Linked DNA regions of Mus musculus: region 1 is linked to region 2. The links are chromatin loops, found by intact Hi-C in ENCODE. Cell type or tissue: left cerebral cortex. All regions are shown on one strand.

Evidence for each region. Hi-C counts contacts between places; a loop is a spot of excess contacts. Peaks named below come from ENCODE experiments on the same cell type or tissue, not always from the same donor. Only the 100,000 strongest peaks of a DNase experiment are listed, where the experiment ranks them.
Region 1: a loop joins it to region 2, with 2.3 times the contacts of the local background. A loop is called at or near these places in 5 of 42 quality-filtered maps.

Annotation. Positions count from the first base shown.
Region 1 is chr2:130,663,089-130,671,088 of GRCm38, reverse strand. Ddrgk1 (DDRGK domain containing 1) reads left to right here and starts at 6,444. Exons shown (of 9, transcript NM_029832.2): 1 at 6,444-6,614; 2 at 7,535-7,741. The coding sequence starts at 6,524. It overlaps Itpa (inosine triphosphatase (nucleoside triphosphate pyrophosphatase)), which reads right to left and starts at 3,287. Exons shown (of 8, transcript NM_025922.3): 1 at 3,154-3,287. The coding sequence starts at 3,219. In left cerebral cortex, CTCF peaks have their summits at 3,353 and 6,843; DNase peaks (open chromatin) are centred at 3,325, 6,504 and 6,761; H3K4me3 peaks cover 3,032 bases; H3K27ac peaks cover 3,441 bases.
Region 2 is chr2:130,558,854-130,566,853 of GRCm38, reverse strand. It overlaps Mrps26 (mitochondrial ribosomal protein S26), which reads right to left and starts at 3,097. Exons shown (of 4, transcript NM_207207.1): 1 at 2,864-3,097; 2 at 2,627-2,773; 3 at 2,423-2,546; 4 at 1,460-1,916. The coding sequence starts at 3,075. The coding sequence ends at 1,797. It overlaps 4930473A02Rik (RIKEN cDNA 4930473A02 gene), which reads left to right and starts at 3,105. Exons shown (of 9, transcript NR_040348.1): 1 at 3,105-3,200; 2 at 5,931-6,164. In left cerebral cortex, CTCF peaks have their summits at 3,032 and 3,467; a DNase peak (open chromatin) is centred at 3,159; H3K4me3 peaks cover 1,970 bases; H3K27ac peaks cover 1,814 bases.

The sequences.
Region 1 (8,000 bases), 100 kb before region 2:
ATGCTTTCACTAACCCCCGTTGACCTTCACCGCTTTCCCCATGGAACAGCAAGCCAGGCTGAAGCAGCAGCTCCCATGCCTGACTGAACTTTTCTTTAACTGTGTAGCACTGGCTGGCCTGGGACTCACCCCTCAGCTCAGTACTAGCATTACAGGAACGAGCCATCCTGCGTAGCTTCCTAGTGACTTTTAACCCTATTAAAATCAGGGACTAGTCAGACATCAATGGGAGGAGAGGGCCTTGGTCCCGTGAAGGCTCGATGCCCCAGTGTAGGGGGCTGCCAGGACAGGAAAGTGGGTGGGTTAGTGAGCAGGGGGTGGGGGGATGGGATAGGGGGCTTTGGGAGGGGAAACCAGGAAAGGGGGTAACATTTGAAATGTAAACAAAGAAAATATGTAATAAAAATTCAAAATAGGGCTGGTGAGATGGCTCAGTGGGTAAGAGCACCCGACTGCTCTTCTGAAGGTCCAGAGTTCAAATCCCAGCAACCACATGGTGGCTCACAACCATCCGTAACAAGATCTGACTCCCTCTTCTGGTGTGTTTGAAGACAGCTACAGTGTACGTACATATAATAATAAGTAAATCTTTAAAAAAAATTCAAGGCCAGCCTGGTCTAAAGAGTGAGTTCCAGGACAGCCAGGACTATACAGAGAAATCCTGTTTCAAAAAAACAACAAAACAACAAAACAACAACAACAACAAATCAGGGGCTAGAGTGGGTGAGCAACCAGGTGTGCAAAGCTATTGTTTTGAAAATTACACCTCAATATAGTTTATTTTTGTGTTTCTGTGGTGTAAGGCATGAACTTTACCACTTTGCCCCTCACCCCAACACACACACACAACTTTTATGAGACCAGCTTTCACTATGTAACTCAAAGTCCTCCTATTTCAGCTTCCAGAATGATAAAATTAGAAACACGTACCACCGAGTCCTGCTCTTTTTGTACATTAGACTATTATTTCTATTTCCATAGGAAGACTGTACGTTCAAGGCCAGCCAAGGCGGTACACCAAGAGCCTATCTTGGAAAGAAAGGAGGGAGGGGGCCATCAAGATGGTGCAGCAGGTAAAAAGCCCTTACTGCATTCACAGGCCTGAAAGCCTGAACTTGTCAAGTAAGCCATGGTGCAAGAAGAGAACCAACTCCTAAAGCCACTCTCTGGCCCCATGCCCCACCCCCAACACATAAACATAATTAAAATACTTTTTTAAGGGCAGGGAGGTGGAAGGAAACTTCTGAGTTGCAGTCAGGAAAGTGCTGCACCTGTCATTCCAAATCCTTGTCCCTAGGCAGGTTAAAGGGAGGGAAGATCAGAAGTTCAAGGCCAACTCAGGTAGAGAGTCCCTTTTTCAAGAGATGGGGGAGGGGAGACATGGGGCTCGAGAGATGGCTCAGTGGTTAAGGACACCTGTTGCCCTTACAGAGAACCCCAATTTGGTTCCTAACACCCACAGGGTGGCTCACAACCATCTGTAACTCCAGTCTCAGCAGATCCAACGCCCTCTCCAGGTCTCCACAGGCACAGACATATATGCAAACTCATAAAGTAAGTTAATTTTTTAACTGGGCATGTTGTGCTGTGGTAGTGACTCAATGGGAAGAGCACTCGCCAACACAAGCACGGTGACCTAAGTTCTGGTCCCTTGCACCACATAAAAGTCTGGGACAGTCGTGCTACCTGTAACCTCAGCCCCGGAGGAGGCAGAGACAGGCGGATTGCTTGAGCTTGCTACCCCACCAAAGAGCACACTCTAGGTTTGAGACTCTGTCACGAGGGAATAAGGAGGAAGATAATCATTGGCTTTAAGTCCTGGGTTAGATCCAAAGTCAGAAGAAAATTAAATAAAGCCTCTGGGTCTTTGTTCTAAAAGCTGTAGCATGTAGAGTTTTGACAAACTTGTCACATTTTTCTTTTGTTAACCTGCCTTTTGTTATACTGTGGTCAGCCATGATTCTTTTTTTTTTTTTTTTAAACCCGAGTCTTTCTACTGCTGACTTTTATCTATAACACAACAGTGTTATTCTCCCAGAAAGTGAAACCTTGTCAGAGCTACCGTGCCAAACCCTACTAAGAAACGCCTGTGAGTGCCTCATGCTTTAGAGAGAGGCAGATGGAGGAGGATATGATGACCACAGCATGGGATTCTGGAAAACACATACTGAGATGTGTTCATTTCAGGAAGCGCTGCCAAGCATACTTTTAGACTAGCTTTATGTCCCAAAGCAAGCAGAATAAAAGGTTCACTATAGCCAGTTTTGGATTATCAGGTTGTCATGAAAAAATGGCAGAAAGAGGAACATTTGCCTGGTGTAACTTGGATTAAAGGTCCCTTTGTCCTCAGTTTAAGAATGCAGTGAATTGGTAGGCAGCATTTCTGCTGCTATGGGTACCTCAAGTTGGCTAGCTTTCAAGCTTTGAGGATTCTTCAGCCTCTCCCTCCCATCTTGAGGAGTTACAGAAGTGTGCTGCTACACACATCTGGCTTTCCCATGTGTCCTGGGGATTGAACTCAGGTCAGTCTTGACTGGCAAGTGCCTTTCCTCATTCATGTCAGCCATGATTCTTATGAGGTATTACACATCTCAGATATGGAAGGGTAGATGGAACTATACTCAATTTGGATCAACATCCCTCCATTACCCCCCCCCCACACACACACACTGCTTTTCAGGAGGGGAGGTGTCTGAACTCAGGTTTAAAATCTAGGGCTTCAGGGGTAATTTATCTTTGTCACACATGTCACTACTCCAGCTCCTATAGCCTGCTGACTTTACCAGCTCATCTAAAAAACTCGTGAGGTGGAGCATGCGTGCAGCCCCAGAATTCGGAAGCCAGGAGGGTCAAGAGAATAAAGTCAGTTCTGGCTACACAACAGGGTCAGACTAGCCTGGACTACACGAGTCATTATCTCCAAAATAATGATTATATATATAAAAAAAAAATTCCTCTGACCCTCAAGGCGCCACACTCCACGGCGGTCTCTCCCCAAGCCCAGACCTTCAACACAGCCAGGGGCAAACCCCACACTCCCCGAGGCTACAACTCGTAGCCTCGTTTCCCGCCTTCTCTCCCGTGCATCCCTGGTGAAAGCCCAGCAGCCCAATCACCACCCGCCTCCGAGACAGTCTCCACACCCCACAACACCTCCTCCAGCTTCTTGGCGTTTCCCGTCACAAACACGATCTTCTTCCCGACCAAAGACGCAGCCATTGCAAGCGAGGGTTACGGTCCAGAATGCCCAGTAACCCTTTGCCGGGAAGGTACTTCCGGCCGGAGGCGGAAGTAGGTAGCTCGGTTTCCGGCCCTATCGGATGCCTGAAGCTTGCCTCCGGCTACTGCTGCCAACATCCGGGAGGTGGCAGCCGCGGCAGATGAGCATCCCGCAGCCTGTGTCTGAGGCGCTTGGGACGCGCTGAGGGGTGGAGAGGTCTATCAGCGCGCAGATCCTCTGCTAAGCAACTCCGGGGAGCCAAGAACCCGCGCCCTGACGGGTGTCGGCTGTGGTGGCGCCCCTCCGGCACCTCCAACTCTGTTGAGAAAGACTATCTTTTAGACAAGGGCTGTAAGCCTGGGAGTCTATCCGAACCTCACTGCGAACTTAAGACAGCATAACCAAGCAGTCTTTTACGTGTTAGGCTTGATAGCTAGTGTTTCGACTCCTTTTTTCTTGCCCAGCTAACCCTATCCCTTCTCTATTCCGTCACCTCAGCCTTTGCATTGGGAACACACCAAGGAAGATGAGTGACCCTCTTAGCCCTACCCTGTGAGTGCATGAGCCCCTTCAAGAAGAGGGTGTCGCATTCCCTGAAACTGGAGTTACAAGTGCTTTTGAGCTGCCTGGTGTGGATGTTGGGAACTGAGCCTAGGTTCTCTGAAAGTTGTAAGCTCAAGCTGGAGAGATGGCCAAGCGGTTAAGTACATGACTGCTCTTCCAGAGTTAGTTGTGTTCCCAGCACCACATGGTGGTTTTCAGTTGTCTGTAACTCCAGTTCCTGGGAATGCATTGCCCTCTTCTGGTTTCTGAAGGCACTAGGCATATATAATGCAGCGCACATACGAGCAGCTAAACACTCATACATATAAAAAACATCTTAAAAAAAAAAAAAAGCCGAGCATGGTGGCGCACGCCTTTAATCCCAGCACTCGGGAGGCAGAGGCAGGTGGATTTCTGAGTTCGAGGTCAGCCTGGTCTACAAAGTGAGTTCCAGGACAGCCAGGGCTATACAGAGAAACCCTGTCTCGAAAAACAAAAAACAAAACAAAAGTACAGGGTGCTAGCTGGAAGTGTGGCCATTTATAATCCCAGCACTGAGATTAAAGCAGGAAGATCATGAATTAAAGGCTAGCCTGGGCTATATATGGTGTCAGGGATGTAGCTTGATGGTAGAACATTTGCATAGCATGACCAAGGTCCTGGGTTTGGCCCCCAGAATCACACACACAAACAATAGAATCCTAATCAAGCCTGGCTGTTTAGCTTAATGTTATTAACCTTGTACAGCCTTGGGTATTGTTATATAGATGCAACTTACTTAAGGGGCTTATGGGACTTAGGCAAGCACTGTACCACTGAGCCACATACCCAGCCCACTAATGAGTTTTTCTTAAACTCTAGAGCTGTCCTCACAGAGTAGCCAAAGCTATGTTCTCCTCAAATCTTTGCTCGTGACCTTAATATTGCGTGTTACACAATTCAGAAGCTTTGCTGTATACAGTGTCTTTGGAGACAGATCATAGTGTCCTCTTCACTGCCCCTCGATGGTGTTATTTTTTGAGGACCTGTGGTTCATTAGAGTTGGCTGGGAAAGGCTGGGCTGAGTAACATGGCCCTTCCTGCATGTCACTTGTCTCTCTCTTTCATGAAGTTAAAGGGAATCCTCAGAAAAGTGGAGAAGTAGAGGTTTTTAAAGCAAAGGTTAGAGAGAGAGAGAGAGAGAGAGAGAGAGAAGCTGAGGCATTTAACATCCAAGAAGTCACAAACACACACAAATATATATATATATATATATATATATATATATATATGTATATATATATATATAGAGAGAGAGAGAGAGAGAGAGAACAGGTACTAGATTTTATATATATATATAATCACATATAAGCATATATATTACATATATAGGCCAGGTAATTAATATACATATATATATATATATATATATCACATATAAAATAACATTTGTTAAGAAGCCAGCCAGGTGTGGTGGCACACGCCTTTAATCCCAGCACTTGGGAGGCAGAGGCAGGTGGATTTCTGAGTTCGAGGTCAGCCTGGTCTACAGAGTGAGTTCCAGGACAGCCAGGGCTACACAGAGAAACCCTGTCTCGGAAAAAAAATAATAATAATTCAGGAGCCAGGCAGGTCTGTGGTGCCACATGCCTTTAATTATAACCAAGGAAGAGGCAAGCAGATCCCTCTAAGTTTGTGGCCAGCCTTGTGTACATATTGAGTTCTAGGCCAGGCAGGGCCATATAATGAGAGCTCAAAGAACTAAAACAAAACAACCCATCCTCAAAAGATGGAGGAGCGTCTGGACATCAGGGTGCACACCTGTACTCCCATATAATCCAGGCACTTATGAGGCAGAAGCAAAGGATCAGTTTAAAGTCACCATCTACTATACACCAAGTCCAAGGCCAGCCTAGGCTACCAGATACCCTGTCTCAGAACAAAACCAAACAACTAAAGGTGGGGGGCAGCTGCGATAAAATTCCAGCAAAGCCTCAACCTTCAGCCGAACATGGATCTAAATCTCCAAATATACGGAAAGAACGTAGGTGCTAGAGATAAAGCTTACCGTAACAGCGCTTGCCTGACGCCTGGAAGGCCTTAGGTTTATCAACATTGAGAAACAAATTACAAAACATTCCACATTTACAGAAAGTAATACAATGGATGCCTAACTTGCAGTATTAATAAGATATTCGTACACACGTTGCATTTTTCAGTGCTCCAAATTAAACTAAGGGCCTTGGCCATGAGTGCTCTACTACTAATCTACAACCCCAGCTTAGTCCCCTACTTACTCGCCCCACTATTTTCTTCCTTTTTCTTTCTTTTTTTCTTAAACACTTATTTGACGTGTATGAGTGTTTCGCAGGTATGCATATCTGTGTATAACCTGCGTGCCTGACACTCGAGAGGGTCTGAAGAGGGTTTTGGGTCCCCTGGAATTGAAGTAATAGAAGGTTGTAAGCCACTATGTGGGTGCTGCGAACTGAACCCTGGCCCACTGGAAGAGCAGTCAGCGTCATTAAATGCAGACGACCTCCATGTTGCCATATAGCCAGAGACGACCTTGAAATGTTGGTCTCCGAGTCTCCACTTCCCGAGCACTGGGATGGCAAGCAAATGTGGCATCAGGGACTCTTCAGTTAACTGAGGCCCAGGTCAAGCCCAGGGTGGGGGCGGAGCTCAGCGAGCGGCTGGGCAGGGCGGACGGTAGTGGGCGGGGCCTGGCGATCCGGATCCCGCAGGCGCGCTGGCTGCGCTGCCCGGCTGTCTGTCGTCATGGTGGGGCCCTGGGTGTATCTGGTGGCGGCAGTTTTGCTCATCGGCCTGATCCTCTTCCTGACTCGCAGCCGGGGTCGGGCGGCAGCAGGTAGGAGGTGCCGCCGTCCCAGGGCTGGAGGAATCCGTTTTTCAGAGTTCCTGGGCTTTGGTAGGCCCTCGACTCGTGCGCATGCACTGACGAGCTTTCCTGTGCTTACGAGGAGCTTGTGCGCTGGCCCGAGCTTTGCGCACGCGCCTTAGGACACACTCGGAATTAGCGCGGAGCCCAGAGCTGGGGATGCAACCTAGGAACCAAGCCTGCCTTTCTACTCTGCACCAATAGGAGAGGCTGCCGGTTTTCTAATCCTGCCCAGTGTGTTCCGCTTACTAGGAGTAGGAGGGCTAAGCAGCCTTAGGAAACTGAATGCATCTCCCGCCAAAGAGGGCACCCATGCTGCTTTGCCTCGCCTCCACCAGGGTTAGAAGTGGCCTGGCACTGACAACCTGACAGTCCCCCTTACTAACATTTCACGTAAGTGTAGGAGTTTCTATATATCTCTCTGATGCCTGACCCCATAAGCCACCTCAGAGCACCTCTGTGTCCCACGGGCAGAAGAGACAGAAGCTGAGGTAAAGCTGATTGCCAACAAGTCTTCCAGGGAGGGACGATTCAGCCTCGACTGTGACATGTAGTCTCTGGTTGGCGTACCCTATAAAATCATAACATAGCAAGAAGTAAATGTAATCTTGCAGCGGGCATGGAGCGAGATCTGTAAACCTCAGGGTGAGAGTATCCTCACAGGTCGCCTGTTCAAGATGAAGATATCAAAGGAGGTAGGAAATGAGAAGTGAGCATCAGGCCAAAGTGTGCGTACAAAAAAGGCCTTGACAAACCTAAGTTGGGACTTGGTGCTGTGGGCAGCAATAGTCTGAGGTGGTTCAGCAGGGGGATGAGACTCCCAAGATCCTGTGCTTCACTCTCTTGAAGATGGGCTGCTTGACAGTGTTATGATTCCTCCCTCCCAAAAGCTGACGGAGAACCACTGCACAATGAGGAAGAGAGGGCAGGAGCAGGCCAGGTAGGCCGCTCTTTGCCCCAGGAGTCTGAAGAACAGAGAACTGGAAGCAGACCCCGGCGTCGGAGGGACTTGGGCAGCCGTCTACAGGCCCAGCGTCGAGCCCAGCGAGTGGCCTGGGAAGACGGGGATGAGAATGTGGGTCAAACTGTTATTCCAGGTAAGAGGGCCCAGCCTGGGGGAGGGCTGGATTAAAGGCGTTCGGAAGTCTCCCAAGCTAGAGACACACAAGGAGCATGAAGCCAGTGGAGGAAGGACATTTAGTGGTAGGACTGGAGTCTTGGGCCTGGGCTTTGGTCCTTGAAGTCAGCATTTCTTAACTCAATCCCTGTTCTATTGGGCGTCACTTCCTTCATCTTGGTTCAGTGCAATTAGCTGTAACCCTAGAATAAGTGCTTAGAAATAGAGACATTTCAGCT
Region 2 (8,000 bases):
TGCAGTACCAGCAGCAGGGCACCTTCACGTCCAGTCTCCCTGATGAGTACTTGGGCAGTTCTGGAGTCTCAGGAGGAATCAGGTTGGTCTCACACTCCCTGTAGCTGTGGATGACCTTGAGAGTCTACTGATCCTCTCCCCTCTACCTCCAGTAAGCAGGCACTGACCCACCAGGCCTGGGGATTGAACCCAGGGCCTATGCAGGCTAGGCAATCGCTCTACCAAGTGAACGTCTGAAGCCCACTTCCTTCAGTTTTGCCGGACTAACCTAGCCCTGAAGGCCATGGCCACAGCATTCACCCCAGTACCCACTGATCATGAAGGGGCAAGGGTCCAGTGTCTCGGTTAAGTATCTTTGCTGTGACTGGGGAGATACATCCTGGCAGGAGTGGGAGTGGCAACCCATTCAGCAGAGTTCCTGGGGTTCACTGTGACAACAAAGATCCAGGAATGGACTAGGTAGCTCCTGACATGATCCTATCAGTCCACCTCAGATATTTGAATGCAGGGCCTGTGTTCCCCAGTCAGGGACAGTATCTACTACCCTAAAATGGGTGTTATGGCTGTCAGAGGGCTGCGTGTAGGACGACACCTGCACCTTAATGCCTGCTTCTTCACTGGAGTAAGAGGCTGCTATCACCCGCCAGGTTTTCATTTCTTAGGGATTCCAAAACCTTCAGCAGTATGAGAAGTAGCTACGATGGTTTTTCCTCCGAGTGAGTGCCTGGAGTTACTGTCAATGGTATTCATGTTTATGACAATGAAAGCAAAAAGGCAGGCAGCTCATTCACTAACATGTATACATTGCAGTCATGAACATCTGGGTTTGATCCCTAGTACCACATAAAAGCCATGTGCATCTAATCCCAGTGCCGGGCAAGCATACACAGATCAATTCTCTGAGGCTGGCTGGCTAGATAGTATAATTAGTGAGTGCCAGGTTCCAGTGAAAGAACCTGTCTCAAAAGCCAGAATAAAACACAGTAAAAAATAAACTAAAAAAACCAAAACAAACTTAAATCAGACCAAGGTGAGAGTCCTGAAGAATGACACCAAGGCTGCCCTCTGGCTACCACTTACACACACAGAAGGGCAGCAACTGACTGGAAGAAGCAGGTTTAGCTTGGGAGTCTACCACCTGCTGAGTAGTTCAAAATATGATAGATCAGGACAGGGCCTGGTTACAGAAGTCACTGCTGGAGAGCCATCAGGAGAAACAGGGCACCCTTTTTGCTTCCTGGATCTTGGACACACCAGACCCTAGCCAGAAAATCCCAGGATTGAGCAAAGCAGGTACCTAACTCATAGCTCAGTTAGGTGAAACTTGCTTCTGGCTAGAAACCTAAAGACTCAAATAATTAGGGACAAACGCCTTTGATTTTACAAGCAAGTTAGCATCTGGTGTAACTACTTTCCTCTTTCATTAGCACTGTAACTATAGCCAGTAAATGGGCAAGACTGGGCTCCAATACTTTATTTATAAAAGCAGGAAACATTTGGCTCACACGACTCCAAGAGACTTACAAGACAAGCTTGGCTTCTAGAGGGGACACAGTCCAGTCCGATCCTCTGTGCGATAGGAACTTCCCAGAGTTTAATGCTGCCCTGAGTTTGTCTGTGGTGCCAGAACAGGGACATCTGGGAGTTCCCAGTCAGGTGGTGAGTGCCGAGCCTGGAGTGACTGAGGTTGCTCTGGAAACGGCTGAGCCATCCTCCTGGGATGTACCAATTCCTATCCCAGTACACAGACCCTAGGCAAGCACTGTGCTTATTTGGGCCCCCAGAAGTCTCTGTGCTCAGTTCCTGACCACCTGCCCTTCTTTGGTGACGGCCCAGTTGTAACTCTTCGGAGAGTCCAACGCTTCTTCTATCCGTGCCTCCAGGTTCTCCCGAGTGATGAAGTTTTTTGCCTCCTCCTACAGGAAGAGAAAGGTTGGCTTTGTGGGATCTCTCCCAGAGCTGGCTGCCTGCACTGTCTCTAGTCCACGGGTGTCAAAAGAACCCAGGGTCTCTTTGAGTGTCCCACCAATCGTCCAGCACAACTGTACTAGGTGACCTCGACCATCATATTGCTCTTCCTTGGACAATCACCCATCAGATCTCTCGGCCACAACCCAAGAACAAATCGTGACAACCTGATTAGAGGTGGGTGGACTCTCTCAAGTGCATGAATCCCTCTTACGTGTTAAAAAGCGCTCCATTCTCACTTACGGTTTCCCTGACTTCAAGTTTCACAAGGCAATACTAGCCTGTAACCTTTTACTGACCATTGCCTGCGAGGCATACCCTCTGCGCTGATGGAGAAGCCTCCTGAAGACTCTGGTCACTTGACGCCCAGTGCTGTCATCCCCCCCCCCCCCCCCCAGCCTCCCTTGCTGGGGTCTCCAATGTCCACATTCCCCATGACCTCCTGCATGCCCACCTGCAGCTTGAGCACTTCTTGCTCTTTCAGTTGCACCCAAGCCTGCTCCTCCTGAGCCCTCTGGGCCTGGGCCTCAGCCTTCTGCACCTCCTGGGCCTGTGCTTCCAGCTGCAACCTCGCTATCCTGCGAGGGGCAAGACGCCGAGGGTGAGCGGGGCCACAGATGAGCCTAGCCCAGCCCACCCAGTCCCGGGCCTCTCGCACCGTAGCTCCTGCATTCGCCGGTTCTCGTCCCGGTTCCAGGCCATCAGCTCCCGGTGCTCCGTGATGGCCTGCTGCGCCTTGCGCTCGGCCAGAACCCCGGCTCGGGCCTCGTGCAATTTCCTTCGCACCTCCAACGTGAACTCTAGCCTGGGGAGGACGGGCTTCGAGTCAGCACCCACCCTCGGCCCCGGCCCTTCCCGAAGGGCGTCTGCCCTCCACACGCACAAGCACACGCACCTGAGAGCGCGCACGGTCTCCCGGTACTGTCGGTAGCGCTCGGTCAACACGAAGAATTCCGCAGGGTCCACGGCGGGAGGCGTCTGCACCCGTCCGACCTTGGATTTGGCAGGCGGGTCATGGCGGGTCTTGCGGCCGCGCACGGGCAGGAGCAGCGGGGTCGGGGGCCGAGTCTCCGGCCGCGCCGCCAGGCGGTTCAGAGCGCGCAACATGACAGCCAGCGCCTGCGCCTGCGCCCGGCCCGGAAGTGGCCGCGGAGCACCACGGGAGCCTCCTGTCCTCGTCCCTGTTGGGCGGAGCTCTTGCTGTCTGGTCCAATGCACGTCCGGACTCTCGGGTAGAGTGGGAGGGGTCGAGGGGCACCTTGGAGACCCACAGCTTGCTGGGCTGCGTCGCCCGCTAAAGACAGCTACACCGCAGGACGCTCTGCCCACTTGTTCACAAGTTTGGACACCGTCCCAAGTGTGTGGCTCTGGGGCTCTCTGGCCCGCCGATGGCCTGTCTACCCTCCCAGACCTGATGCAAGAAATTTGGAGTTCCTGGCTACTTTAAACTTTAGATTTGCAAACCATTTCCTTGCACTGCACTGCCCTGCTGTGGTCTTGGGGGAGCTCTGCAGTTGCCAGAGTTCTCAGTATCAGTGACAACTTGTTCTCAACTGGGCGACCTGTGAGGTGACCCTTGTCCTCTTCCACCTGACCCGGGGTCTTCCCACCTCGAGACTACTCTTATTTATGAAGTACAATTTCCTCTCCAACTGAAGAGAAACAGCAGTGCAGCAGGGCAGAGAGCATCTGTCTCAGAAGTAGCTCGTTCCCCTCTGCCTCTCCAGCAAGGAGAGTTGTTGGAAATCAGAAGCTGACCCGAGTACTGGGGAACTGAACTTTCACCCCACTCATTAGTATTGTCTAGACCAGATTCTGCAGAGAACACCAGGCCATGGTCCTGCACTTCCAGGACACTTGGGAGTGTCTGAGGAGCCAGGACTGGGTGCAATAACAGACATTTTCTCAGAAGAGAACAGAGGCTGCTTAAACCCTGCTCTCAACTTCCAGGCTTGGTGGAGGCCCAGTCTGCACTTTCTTTCTCTCAGTCAGGCTTTGGAGATGAGATGCCAGAGTGTACTCTGGAGTCCTGGGGGCAAGCTGGTGACAGGTTTTCCTCCAGGGTTCCGGCCATAAGACCATTGCTGGGCCCTGGAGGATCCAGGATGGATGGTCTGTGGAAACCAGGGCATTACTGCTGCCCTACCCTGGAGTACCACAGGGTTGCTCCGAATGTCAGGGAACCTGACACTCCCACCCTGTTTTTGTTTTTGTTTTGTTTTTTGGCAGGGTCTCACTAGATAGCTCTGTCTAGCCTGGAACTTACAGTGTAGATCAGGCTCACAGAGATCCACCTGCCACTGCCTCCTAAATTCTGGCATTAAAGGCATATGCCACCATACCTGTCCTAACCCTTTCTTCTTCAGGGTCACCCTAGACAACCGGCAACTCATCTCAGATAACTTAAGTGTCTAGGCCAAGAGAATATTCTAGGGTATGGGCCATTTCCCTAGAGGCTCCCTAACCTTGCTGGCTCTGAAGTCCTCTCGCTAGTCAGGTGCACCCATCCTTTTAGAAGGTTTCATAAATGTAAGAGATTTAGATCTAAGGTAGATGAAAGTGTGGAGTCACTCTGAGTAGATAATGCTACAGAACTAGAAGGCAGGTTTTCTGCCCTCTTTCTTTGGCCTGATGGGGATGTGGACTGGTATGCAGTGGTGATGAAAGTAACTGTTTCCATTCACTGACCCTCCCTGCTAAAGTGGCAAGATAGAATTGTTGAGGGCAGAAGCCAGGAAAGGAGGCTTTTCTGGGCACTTCATGGGTAGAGGCACAGAGCTGGAGGGACGGAAGCCTCCTCATTTACCAAGGGGTAAACTATGAATGAGGTGATTCCAGGTGACTGTAGGACCCTATTCAGATGGTTCCTGGATTTAACGATCAGGCCATTCTATTTCCTCTGGTGTCAAATCCAGTGATATCTTTAAAACAAAAACCCTCAAACAGGGTCTTTCTTATTTGCTGGCCTTATATTTCTAACAAAGCCAAGGCTGGCCTTGAACTTGTAGCAATACCCCTGCATCTACCTCCAGGGTGCTAAGATAGTGTGTGCCACCATACCAAGGTACAGTGATATCTTGAAACAGGGAGGTACAAGTTGCTACTCAAACCCCTTCCCACAATGTTCTATGAACAAATATGAAGTTGCTGTTGGCTTTTAAGGTCACTGGACAAATGCTCCCCCATCTTAGATCTTCCTAGGAATCGGAGGTTGAAACACAAAGCAGAATGGGGCTGGAGAGATGGCTCAGCAGTGAAATCCTGGATTTGGTTTCCAGCATCCACATCAGGTAGCTCAGAATGGCCTGCAACTTCAATTCCTAGGGGTCTAACGCTCTCTTCTGGCTTCTGGGGACACTCACATGCATGTGTACATACGGCACATAAGTAAAAAAAAAACAAAAAACTTTTAAAACCAGATTTAAAAAATAAAATTTCAATGATTTATTTTTCTATGTTCATTGGTGTTTTGCCTGCATGTATGTCTGTGTGAGGGTGTCAGATCCCCTGGAACTGGAGTTACAGACAGACGTTGAGCTACCAGTGGGTGCTAAGAGTCAAACCCAGATCCTCTAGAAGAACAGTCAGAGCTTTTAACCACTGAGCCATCTCTCCAGACAAATAAATCTTTTTCAAAAATTTAAAATGGACCCGCTCATAGGGCAAAGGCATTTTCTGTCAAGCCTGGGGACATGGAGTTAAGCCCTGGAAGCCACATGCTGGAAGGGGAGAACTCCTGCCATTTGTTCTCTGGCCTACACATGTGACATACATGTGCCCGCGTACATGTGTGCACACGCACACACTAAAAAACAAAAATGTAAAATGGCTACCAAATGTTCAAAGCGGTACACAGGCCTTGCCATGAGCTTCTTAACTTCACTAACAGGTTACCATAGAGACATACTGGGAACAAACCCACAAGGAACTTTTTTGGAAATCTCTTTTCTTTTCTCTAACAGGCTGGTCTCAAACTTCTGAGCCTCTTTGTTCCATATCAAGACAGCTGGAATGGCAGCGGTTACCACTATGGCCAGCTCATTCAGTGCTGCAGACTGAACGCAGGGCTCTCTACACACCAAGCAGGCGTTCGGCCAACTGCTATGGCTCCAACCCCATGTTCTGGACTCTAACTAACTTCTTAAGGGCTAAGAAACACCTAAGAGCTAGTTTTGTCCCCTGACCTGGACACTGCGGTGAGTTTACAGAACTTACAATCACCCTGTTTTCTGTAGAAGCTGCCTCAACCATCTTGACATGTTTCAAATGTGTGTTCACTTTCCTCTTCAATGTCCAAGTGCACCAAGCTTGATGGAACGCTGACACAAGTCTAACTGGATCTGTTTTGAATTTGCAAATTGACTCTGCATCTAAATAGATATTTGTTGTGAAAACTTTATTGTGTTGTGTGTGTGTGTGTGTGTGTGTGTGTGTGTGTGTGTGCACATGTGCCATGGGAGGTCCAGGGACAACTTGCTGGAGTGCATTCTTTCCTGGGAATTGGCCTCAGGTTGTCAGGCTTGGTAGCAAGCCCAGATAGTGGTCCACGCTGTCTTCACGTCCCTACTTCTTGGGCTGCATGCTCAAGTTCCTGCCCTTGCAGCCTTGCACCCTTCCTAACCTCAAAAGGAAACTAAGATGGAGATTCCCTGGCTTGCCCAGCTCAGGACTCTGGCCTGAGAACAGGGAGCCCGGCAGCGTGTACAGGGGTCTAAGCGAGTTCAGACTTACTCACATGCAAAACAGTATGGCAAGCTTCACACTAATAGACTCGGCACCAGGACTGGGCCAATATGGACAGAGATGGGCTTAGGTGGGCTGATGCCCACCCAGGGTTGACCTCTCTTGCAAGCACCGCAGCAGAGGTGATTCTCTTTGGGGGCTGTCAGTAGGGGATAATTTTAAGTTTTCTTCATGCTGTGCTCATCCGCAGTCATTTGTAGATCTGGGCACTACTAGCATGGGCTGCTGGAAACACATCGTTGCAGCCCAAGTCTGAGCCAGTGGCTCTGCTCTCACCACCAGCTGTAAACCTCTGGGAGTGGGGTGGGGTAAGAAGAACATTTATAGGGTTAACCAATCTGTACTTGGGCTGAAAACCATATTAAGGTAGGGCCACGCTTGGCATAATGGTGACCAGAGCCATTGGATGGTCAAGTGCACCCAGCTCTAGGAAAGTGACGGGCAGCATAAGAGGTACCACTGTGGGAGCTGGGCATGAGCTTCAGGATGCCTCTAACCCTGCCTTCCTAGAGCTGTCTTATTAGCAGGATCAGGAAATGTATGCTACATCCAGAGAGACACAGACTTTGCTAAGCGTGTGTGTGTGTGTGTGTGTGTGTGTGTGTGTGTGTGTGCATGTATGTATCTATGTATTTTTTTTTGAGACAGGGTCTCACTGTGTAGCTCTAGCTGTCCTGGAACTCAAAGTAGGAAAATGTATGCTATATTAAACTATTCCAAGAAACAGACTCTAATAAATGGATGACTTGTTTTTCGAGACCGGGTCTCATTGTGTAGCTCTGGCTGTCATGGAACTGGATCTGTTGGCTGACCTCAACTTCAGATCCTAGTGTTTTATTTTTCCTGTGTGTACTGGACGGTTTTGTGTGTCAACTCGACACAGGCTGGAGTTATCACAGAGAAAGGAGCTTCAGTTGAGGAAATGCCTCCACGAGATCCAACTGTAAGGCATTTTCTCAATTAGTGATCAAGGGGGAAAGGCCCCTTGTGGGTGGGGCCATTTCTGGGCTGGTAGTCTTGGTTCTATAAGAGAGCAGGTTGAGCAAGCCAGGGGAAGCAAGCCAGTAAGGAACATCCCTCCATGGCCTCTGCATCAGCTCCTGCTCCCTGACCTGCTTGAGTTCCAGTCCTGACTTCTTTCAGTGATGAACAGCAGTATGGAAGTGTAAGCCAAATAAACCCTTTCCTCCCCAACTTGTTTCTTGGTCATGTTTGTGCAGGAATAGAAACCCTGTGTATGTGTGCTTGTCATGTACAAGCACGTCTTCATGCAGACACATGGAGGTCAG